2 separate regions of the Homo sapiens genome follow, and region 1 is linked to region 2. Evidence: read pairs that join two places in POLR2A ChIA-PET (ENCODE). Cell type or tissue: A673. All regions are shown on one strand. Each heading gives the region's core, and the rest is flanking DNA. Links, peaks and the distances in the headings are about the cores only.

The links. ChIA-PET counts read pairs that join two places held together with the same protein. Peaks named below come from ENCODE experiments on the same cell type or tissue, not always from the same donor. Only the 100,000 strongest peaks of a DNase experiment are listed, where the experiment ranks them.
Region 1: POLR2A ChIA-PET joins it to region 2 with 5 read pairs; 2 of 35 experiments call an interaction of 5 or more read pairs at or near these places.

Annotation. Positions count from the first base shown.
Region 1 is chr12:107,696,198-107,701,581 of GRCh38, reverse strand. It overlaps PWP1 (PWP1 homolog, endonuclein), which reads right to left. Exons shown (of 15, transcript NM_007062.3): 6 at 4,998-5,108; 7 at 3,985-4,115; 8 at 2,148-2,209. Among named protein-coding and RNA genes, the nearest start is that of PWP1, 13 kb to the right of the region's middle. In A673, for the core only: no CTCF peak of the experiment used is centred there; no DNase peak of the experiment used is centred there; H3K27ac peaks cover 480 bases.
Region 2 is chr12:108,530,339-108,535,722 of GRCh38, reverse strand. SART3 (spliceosome associated factor 3, U4/U6 recycling protein) reads left to right here. Exons shown (of 19, transcript NM_014706.4): 12 at 255-364; 13 at 3,389-3,501; 14 at 4,443-4,519. Among named protein-coding and RNA genes, the nearest start is that of FICD, 18 kb to the right of the region's middle. In A673, for the core only: no CTCF peak of the experiment used is centred there; a DNase peak (open chromatin) is centred at 3,052; H3K27ac peaks cover 1,710 bases.

The DNA of each region.
Region 1 (5,384 bases), core at 163-5,162, 830 kb after region 2:
CTTCAATGTAAGAGCTAATACTATAAAACTCAGAAGAAAACATACATGTAAACCTTCATGACCCTGACTTAAGCGATGGTTTGCTAGATACAACATCAAAAGCATGAACAACAAAAGAAATAAAGTAGACACCATCACATGAAAAACCTGTGCTGCAAATGATAGCACCAAGAAAGTGAAAAAACAACCCACAGAATAGAAGAAAATATTTGCAAATCATGTATTTGGTAGTAGGAGTTAGTTTTAACTCCAAAAATTCAACATCAAACACAAAAAACAGGCAAAGGGAGGCCAGGCTTGGTGGCTCATGCCTGTTATCCCAGCACTTTGGGAGGCTGAGGTGGGAGGATCACCTGAGCCCCAGAAGGTCAAGACTACAGTGAGCAGTGATTGTGCCACTGCACTCCAGCCTGGGTGACAGAGTGAGACCCTGTCTCAAAAAAAAGTAAGCAAAGGACTTGAAAAACATTTCTCCCAAAGAAGATACACAAATGGCCAATAAGCACAAAACAAAGATGCTCAACATCACTAATCGTTAAGAAATGCAGATTAAGCCAGGTGTGGTGGCAAGCCCCTGTACTCCAAGTGACTTGGGAAGCTGAGGCGGGGGGATTGCTTGAGCCCAAGAATTTGAGACCAGCTTTAGCAACATAGACCCCCATCTTACCTTAAAAAAAGGGGGGGAAATGCAAATTAAAACCGCAATGATATACCACTTCATACCCATTAGGATGGCTATTATGAAAAACAGAAAATAACAAATTTTGGAGACACTAGAGCCCTTGTGTGCATTGTTGGTGAAAATGTAAAATGGTGCAGCCATTATGGAAAATAGTATGGTGGCTCCTCAAAAAATTAAAAATAGAATTACCATAAGATTCAGTAATAACGCTTCTGGGTACATACTCAAAACAACTGAAAGCAGGGACTTGAATATTTGTACACCCACATTCATAGCAGCATTATTCACAGTATCCAAAAGGCAGAAGAAGCAATCCAGGTGACCACACGTAAATGAACGGGTAACATACATTACATACAATGGAATATTATTTAGCCTTAAAAAGGAAGAAACTCTGACACTTATTGGAACATGACTGAACCTGAAGACATTAAGTCAAATAAGCCAGTTGCAAAGAAGTAAGTCTGTATGATTCCATTCATATGAGATGCTTAGTCAAATTCATGGAGACAGAAAGTGGAGTGGTGGTTGCCAGGGCTGGGGGTGGGGGAAATGGGGAGTCAGTGTTTAAAGGGCAGAGCTGCAGTACGGAGATGAAAATGTTCTGGAGATGCATTGTGGTGATGGTTGCACAACTCTGTGAATGTACTGAAAGCCACTGAACTGCACACTTAAAAATGGTAAAAATGGTGATAGGATTTGGCTATGTCCCCACCCAAATCTCATCTTGAATTGTAGCTCCCATAATTCCCATGTGTTGTGGGAAGGACCAGGTGGAAGGTAATGGAATCATGGGGACAGGTCTTTCCTGTGCTGTTCTCATGATAGTGAATGGGTCTCACAAGATCTGACGGTTTTATAAAGGAGAGTTCCTCTGCACATGCCCTTTCTCCTGCCTGCCACTATATAAGACATGACTTTGCTCCTCATTTGCTTTCTGCCATAACTGTGAGGCCTCCCCAGCCATACAGAACTGTGAATCAATTAAACCTCTTTCCTTTACATATTACCCAGCCTCGAGTATGTCTACATTAGCAGCATGAAGACAGACTAATACAAGTGTTAACTTTTATGTTATATGTATTTTGCCATAATTTAAAGAAAAAAGAATAAAAGAGTATGTGGTGAGATGTGAAAACTAAACAGAGAAAAATGTCTCCTGGGAAGAAACACAATCCTACTGCACCATGGGCACTGCCAAACACCCTGTTTTTTTCCAGTGGTGGTGGAGAGAGGGCACTTGGTCACCAAACATGCAATGAGCACCCACAGTGATGAGCTGGCAGGTGACCTGGAGGATGCAAAGAAACAGATGACAGAGCTCCTGCCTGCAAGCAGGGCATCCTACAAGAAAGGAAGATAGACACAAAGGTCCACAGCACAAATAAAGAGATGAGTGTAGGCATGAGGTAAGATCACAATGGCTACAGTCTTTTACAATCATTCAAATGTTATTTCTTTTTACCTGATTAGCTTATTCCATGAAAGGTCAAGGACAGCATCGGTATGCCCTTCTGCTGAGGAACTCTGTAATAATTGTTTTAATTATTTTTTGTATTAAAGTCCCCCTCATAATAAAACTGAATATATTAATCTGCAAAATTCTTTAAACCTTAAGATTATTTTGTTTTGTTTTGTTTTGAGACGGAGTCTTTGTCTGTTGCCCTGGCTAGAGTGCAGTTGCACGATCTCAGCTCACTGCAACCTCCACCTCCTGGATTCAAGCGATTCTCCTGCCTCAGCCTCTCAAGTAGCTGGGATTACACGCGCATGCCACCATGCCCAGCTAATTTTTATATTTTTTGTGGAGACAGGGTTTTGCCACGTTGGCCAGGGTGGTCAGGAACTCCTGACCTCATGATCCACTCTCGGCCTCCCAAAGTGTTGGGATTACAGGTGTGAGCTACTGCACCCGACCTATTGTTTTGATATTATATAAACTTTTGAAGAATAAAATAAATAAAACCTTGTCTCCCTGTTAGAGACTCATGATTAATTTCATTACAGGGGCTGGGTGCAGCGGCCCACACTGTAATCCCAGGACCTTGGGAAGCTAACGTGGGAACATCGCTTGAGGCCGGGAGTTCGAGACCAGCCCAGGCAACATAGCGAAACTCTGTCTTTACAAAAAAGTCAAAACTTAGCCAGGCATGGCAGCATACGCCTATAGTCCCAGCTACTCAGGAAGCTGAGGCAGGAGAATCCCAGGATCTCTTGAGCCTAGGCGTTTCAGGCTGCAGTGAACTATAATCGTGCCACTGCACTCCAGTCTTGGGAGACAGAGCAAGACCTTACCTCTTTAAAAAAGAAAAATAAAGAAAAAAATTTCATTACAAGGAACAGGGAAGAAACTATAGTAGTTTATTTTTTTAGAGACAAAATCTCGCTCTGTCACCCAGGTTGGAGTGCAGTGGCACACAATCATGGCTCACTGCAACCTCAACCTCCTGGGCTCAAGCACTCCTCCCACCTTGGCCTCCCAAAGTGCTAGGACTATAGGCGTGAGCTACTATGACTGGCCTAGCAGTTCTTTTTTTTCCCTTGAGACAGAGTCTCGCTCTGTCACACAGGCTGGAGTGCAGTGGTGTGAGCTCACTGCAACCTCTGCCTCCCAGGTTCAAGTGATTCTCCTGCCTCAGCCTCCCAAGTAGCTGGGATTACAGGAACACACCAACATGCCTGGCTAATTTTTGTATATTTAGTAGAGACAGGGTTTCACCATGTTGGCCAGGCTGGTCTCGAACTCCTGACCTCAGGTGATCCACCCGCCTCAGCCTCCTAAACTGCTGGGATTACAGGAGTGAGCCACGTGCGTGGCCTGGCCTAGCAGTTCTTAATCTAGGTACTGTAATTATACAAGTATCAATATAGCTCCCAACCCTCATAAAACCTAACGATTTTAAAAGCTGCAGGAGTTAATACATGGATAATTAGAATTCAACATGATAACAGAAATTTTTTTAAAGTTCAAGGTTGGTATATCTGTATAAATAGCTACTGTATTTGGAGGAGGCTCATAATCCGAAAGTCCTTCATCTATAGTAGCTATTCATATTAATATACTAGCTTTGAACTAGTTTTGTGTAAGAAAGAACAACATGATAATGGAGGTTTTATGTAATCAGAAATAAGTTTTCTTTGGATGGCCTTTTCAAAACTAAAAATTACAATAATTTCATAACTACCTACCCCATCTCACCAAGAATACCTGATTGAAAAAGTGTACGGTCTTACCCTTCACCCCTACTCCCGAGTAAACTTACCTCTGTCATTAGAGTTTAAATATTTATTAACTTCTTTACCTTCTTTCCTTTCTTTTTCTTCTTTTTTGAAAGTTTACTTCCGAGTGTGAAGACTGGCTCTAAAGAGTCCACTATATCAAGGTCCCACACTTCAATAACAGGGGTCATGTTTCCTACAGCAATGTAATTTCCTATGGGAGGAAACAATGCATGTATGATTACACAAAAAAAGACATACAGAACTTCTAATCAAATACATTATACTGTAGATTAACTGAAAAATGCTTTAGAGCAGTGCTTCTCAAACTTATATGCATATGCGGCATCTGAATGTTACAAATGCAGATTGTATTTCAGGTGGTTCTGGGTGGGCATTTCTAACTAGGTCACAGGTGATAACCATGCTGTGCTGCTGCTGGTCTTTGGGCCACAATTTGAGTAGGAAAGGCTCAATCTCTTGGCCCCAGTGTTTTCATTTATATAACGAGAATAACCCTCCTCCCGTCCTCCTTCATGGGGTGCTGTGGGGATGAAGATCAGATCAGATCATGAATGTGAACAAGGTGTGCAAACAAGACGTAAGACAGTATAAACAGTGTTTACCTTTATTAAAAAGTACGGACAGGGGCAACTAATAGTGTGCAGATGTGGTTACAAAGACTAACATGAAAACCTAATTACTTGTGACAAGCCTCTTCATTTCGGTTTTAGCTTATGTTTTCTAAAACAGGTTATGCCACTGAACTCTAGCTGGTAACATCTCACATATCAGGCCATTTATACTGAGTCTTTATGGGACCTTTACAGTTCTACAGTCCAAAAGGCTTCAGGCCCTGTCCTTCAGCCTGTAGTAGAGCAGCTACCTCCTTAGCCTACCTGAAGTCTGGGGATTTATGAACCCCAAACAATAAAGTGATGGTGTGTTAAGAACTCTATAACTTCATAAAATAACAGTAACTTCAGAAAATATCAGCAACAATTCTGAAAACATTCAAGAGAATACATAATTTATGGAGCTAGGAGAAAATACATAAGACTGGAAATCATTGAACAACCTTAAGTTTTCTAATTACCAGTAGAATCATCTGGGCTAGGATCAAAATTCAGCCATTCCACACTCAGAGGATATGCAGACAAGAGTATATCATGGTGTACATAAAAAGAGTCTTCTTCTTGATTATAAACTGAAAAGATTGGGAAAAGAGACTTTAATGTATCAGAATGAGTCATCAAAAATCACATCCCGCTCAAAAAAACAAATTCTATTAAATGTACGTGAGCCATGTGCTTTAAAGTGAGACATCTGATATTATAAAGAGATTCCAGGCTGGGCGCAGTGGCTCGTGCCTGTAATCCCAATACTTTGGGAGGCCAAGGTGGGCGGATCACTTGAGGTCAGGAGTTCGAGACCAGCCTGGCCAACACAATGAAACCTCGTCTCTACTCAAAATACAAAAATT
Region 2 (5,384 bases), core at 317-5,316:
TGTCGAGTAAGTACCGTGCGCTCCCTCTCTCGGTTCTCAGGAAACATAGGTAGATTAGCTTGTGGCTGCAGAAAGGCTCAAGTGTTTGGGCTGGGTCGTTTACCACTGGAGGGAGGCCTGGGGAATGCCCAGGGACATCTGTAACACTAATAGTTGTGGGGTGCTTTTTATGTGTGTCTGTTGGAAGTGTGTTGTATGATGGGTGTCGACGTCATAAGGTTCAGGTCTCCTAACAGCCTGCTGATGCACTTTAGGCTCGACTGTGCAATAACATGCAGAAAGCTCGGGAACTCTGGGATAGCATCATGACCAGAGGAAATGCCAAGTACGCCAACATGTGGCTAGAGTATTACAACCTGGAAAGGTAACTGATCTCGGGGTGGGGAGGGAGGCAGTGCTTGTCAGCTGTGCACCTGTCTTCACTCCTGGCTGACTCCTACCAGCTTGGACTAGCTCCTTAGAACTGGGCTGTTTTCTTTCATTCTGTCTCTTTCAGTAGTGGGTACATTTTTAATGGGCAGGGCTAGAGAACCAGACATGATATTTTGTGCCTGGAACTCTTATAGCCATGCATTTCTTTTAATTTGTTTTTGTCTTGATTTTTGGGCATGATATTTTATTTGACCTTTTGGAGCTATTTGTTTTTTATATTTGCTTTTATAGAAAAGTAGAAAATACTAAAAAGCTAAGAGAAAAAAAACTCAAATTACTGACCCAGTCATAACCATGACCCATTCTTTGAGACTTTTCTATGTTTAAATTTTTTTGTAATGAAAATGCAATTATAGCATGCATGTGTTACAAGCCTTTAAAACTATTTGAACGAAATAAGATAGGCCTAACAATATTTATAACATGGGGAAAACATAAAGAATGTGACCAACTTTTCAGTCTGTCTTGAACGTTGTTCATTGCATAACATTGCTACATTGCTGGGTTTTCTTTTTTGAAGATTTTTTCCCTATTTAAAAAACACTGTGTGCCCAAATTAGAATATTTACAAAAATATGTGATAGAAAGCGACAGTTTCTTTTCTTTTTTCGGGGGAGGTGGGGAGTCTCACTCTGTTGCCCAGGCTGAAGTGCAGTGGTGCAGTCTCAGCTGCAACCTTGCCTCCTGGGTTCGAGCAATTCTTCTGCCTCAGCCTCTTGAGTAGCTGGGATTACAGGCGTGCACCACCACACCTGGCTAATTTTTGGATTTTTTTTTTTTTTTAGAAGAGGCACAGTTTCACCATGTAGGTCATGCTGACCTCAAGTGATCCTCCTACCTCGGCCTCCCAAAGTGTAGGAATTACAGGCATGAGCCACCATATCCGGCTAAACGTGACAGTTTCTTACAATCCCACCCCAGAGATAACCACTGTTAAAGCTTGTTGAATATCCCCCTAGATCTGCAGTTCACAATTTTTTTGGTCTCAGGATCCATTTTCCACTCTTAAAATTGGAGGATCCCAAAAAACTTTTATGTATGTGAGTTATATCTATTGATATTTATAATTTATAAATTGAGAAATCTAAAAAACATTTTAATTTATTTAAATATAACAAATTATCTAACATTAATATCTTTTTTGAGCAGTGACTGTTTTCCAGACCCCAAAATAATATAGTGAGAAAAGTGGCAGTGTTTTCTATTTTTGCAAATATATTTATTTGCACATTATTCTGACCTAGGAGAAGACAGCTAAATTCTCATGTCTGTTACTGATTCTGTCTGTTGTGATCTGTTGTTTTCATTGAAGAGGTTAGGAAAGAAAGGTATTTTAGAAGCATTTTCAGATAATTGTGGGTATTCTTCTTTCATACATATTATAGCAAAACTTCAGTGTTGCATGTGGAATCTGAAACCATATTGACAGAGTCTGTTACAGTAATACCCATTTGTCTATTTTATCTTTTACTTGATGCCACAATTCTACGACATTATTTGGAAAAATCCCAATTCACTAAATCATGCAGCTCTTCCAATGTTGACATATTTCATCCTATAGTATTAAAAAATCGTATTTGTTCATATCTGTATTGATCTTAGTTGAAAAGTATTTTAAGTAGGAAGCTGTCAGACTTGTGGTGGCAGATACAAGTTTTCCAAAATTCTAATTTTCACTTGAAAGCTTGAATTCTATCACATGCAACAAATAATGTCAGTGGTTTTCCCCAGAGTGGCAGCCTCACTTTGTTAATTTTCAAAAATGTCTGCCAAATACCCAGGTCTGAGTAACTGACCGTGGTTTGTCACTCAAGTTTCCTTTCAAGTAAAAATGGTGTCCTTGAAAAAAATGACTTGATTAGCTTGCAACTCAAACAGTAATATGCTTTTTTTTTTTTTTTTGGCAATAACCATTGTACTTCAGTATGCAGAAGGGCTTTAAGTGTACTTAGTATTTCATCACACAGTGCATTAAAAAGATTTCTACTGCCTTGATTTGTGCTAAGGGCCACCATTACTTGTGCACTGTCTTGAAGATGTCAACACAGTGAAAAAGTCCAGTAATGTCTTGGTATTATTATAAAAGGAGTTTTGACTTTGCAGGGCCCCTGAGAGGCTCTGGGAGATCCTCAGGGGTACGTGGATCTTACTTTGAGAACCAGTGCTCTGAATTTATTCTGAGCATCATAATATGTATATATAATTATGTATATTTAAAATGTTTTAAAAACAAATATGAATACACTGTTGCATAACAGTTATGATTAGCAGAATTGTGTAGCTGTTGTGATTAGCAGTGTACAAAAAGGATCTGTTTGCGACCAGCCTTGCCAACCTGGTGAAAACCTGTCTCTATTAGAAATACAAAAATTAGCTGGGTGTAGTGGTGGGCACCTGTAATCCCAGCTACTCAGGAGGCTGAAGCAGGAGAATTGCCTGAACCTGGGAGACAGAGGTTGGAGTGAGCCGAGATCGTGCTATTGCACTCCCACCTGGGTGACAAGAGCGAGACTCCCTTTCAAAAAAAAAAAAAAGATCTGACTCTGGGTATGAAATTTGACACTACCCTGGATTCATAACTCTCCTGTCAGTAGGACGCCATAGTAAAATTTCCCTGGGGACTGTATCAGGTTACAGAGAGCTGTTGGACTCCCCCGCCATGTGCCGCACATGTGAATGCTGTAAAGGCAGAATGCTGGTTGCAGATCACAATATCAGGTACACTTTCCAGTAGCCCCTACATGGCTGAGGGAGAGAGTGCTTCAGGGAAATACTTCGTAGGTGACTGTAGAGACTCTGGAAGGAGAAAGCATCATGGATAGATCTGAAAGCTAAGGTCTTCTCAGAAGCTAGAGTTACTGAAGAGTGAGTTTCTACCTGGGAGAAGACGGCCTCTCCCTTCGAGTGCCTTCCACTTTGTGTCCTGGTGGCAGCAACTTTTTGTTTTCTGCCTTAGAGCTCATGGTGACACCCAGCACTGCCGGAAGGCTCTGCACCGGGCCGTCCAGTGCACCAGTGACTACCCAGAGCACGTCTGCGAAGTGTTACTCACCATGGAGAGGACAGAAGGTGGGACCCCCAGCTCTCTTCTGGCTTGGAGCCTAACCCATTTGCTGTTTGGTCTCAAGTAGGAGCATCTGGTTACAGTCTGGGGACAGACTGTGTTTATGCTGCCACCTTAGGTGGTGCCCTATGATTAGACTGTCACAAGTGTCCTGAAAATGAGTCCTCCTGCAGCTCTTCTCAAATTCTGCAGCTACAAGGAGGACTCTGTGATGTCACTGTAGCACAGGGTTCTAATTCTCTGTGGGGGGGACTGTGCGTTATACAATGTTTAGGGGCATCCCTGGCTTCTAGCCCTGAAATGCCAGTAGCAGCTTCACCACCACAACCAAACATGACAACCAGAAATGTCTCTTAACATTGCCAAATGTCTCTTGATGGGCAGGATCCCTCCTTTGAGAGTCACTGTGCTCTAGTACAACATCTATCCAACAAAGGAGCTTGGAGAGGCAAATGGCTCAATGTGTCCTTTGCATCCCTTGTTAAATTTCAGAGCCTTCAGTGTTAGCTAGAACCAATAGAAAAATAATGTGAACTTATCTGTGGGTATTGGTCTGGATTTTGGGTATGGACCCCTCAGAACTGGCTTGCAAAGACCACCAAAAAATAAGAAATAAATGCCTCAACATTTGAGTAGCTCTTAAAATTCTTCAGTCTTAATATAAATGTACTTTTGCATTAGAACGTTCGTTTTCATATTCTTTGCCATTTAGAGCCCTTAATAGATCATATTCTGGTTTTCAAGTCTCTCCTGAAAGGAGAGGGACATTTTAAACCCACTTAGAAGGACTATTTGAATTCTGAACTTCAAGCCTACAGGGATTACATTTTCTTATTGTTTGATGGGAGAGATCTCTTCTGGAGGTACAGAGAAATTAAGAAAAATTTATGTGATTGTATCCTTCAAAATCCTAAAGAGTGAAAGTTTTGCTTCTCTTTCTTTCAAGGTTCTTTAGAAGATTGGGATATAGCTGTTCAGAAAACTGAAACCCGATTAGCTCGTGTCAATGAGCAGAGAATGAAGGTAATGACAATGTTTGAAGTCTTTGGCACCTCTGGTAGCTATTTTGGCTCAGTTTGGTATGGATGTTTCTTGTCAAGATGTTTTACATTTTCCTAAGTGTCTTTTACTCAGTATTAATTATAAAATATTTAGATCAATGCTTAAACCTGTCTTGTGTCATTTTTACATTGTTCTAAAACATCAGCCCCAATATTAAGTACTTGTTTCATTTAGTGAGGGAATTTTGGCTCTAAAATTTACGAGAATTGATGAAAAAGAATAAAGAAGAGCCTCACTTAGCCTAGTGAGTGGAACATGAACACCCCAACTTATTTAGGGCTTCAGTTTTATGGATTTTTTTTTTTTTGAGACGGAGTCTCGCTCTGTTGCCCAGGCTGGAGTGCAGTGGCATGATCTCGGCTCACTGCAAGCTCTGCCTCCCGGGTTCACGCCATTCTTCTGCCTCAGCTTCTCGAGTAGCTGGGACTACAGGTGCCCGCTACCACACCTAGCTAATTTTTTGTATTTTTTTAGTAGAGATGGGGTTTCACCATGTTAGCTAGGATGGTCTCGATCTCCTGACCTCGTGATCCACCCATCTCGGCCTCCCAAAGTGCTGGGATTACAGGCGTGAGCCACCGCGCCCGGCCAGTTTTATGGATTTTTTTGCCTTCCTTTTGGTGAGTAATGATTAGGGTGAGGAAATTGCTAATGTAACAGAGACATCAGATCCAGAATTCCAACGAACCTGAATGAGCCCTGGTGTGGAACAGCCGTGAGCCTGTCCACGTTTTTCTCCTGATCTCTGCTTTTCATTAGTAATGAATTTCCACTCCTTCTCCCCTTTCATGACAAATCAGTACAGTGAATGTAATTGCCACATCCA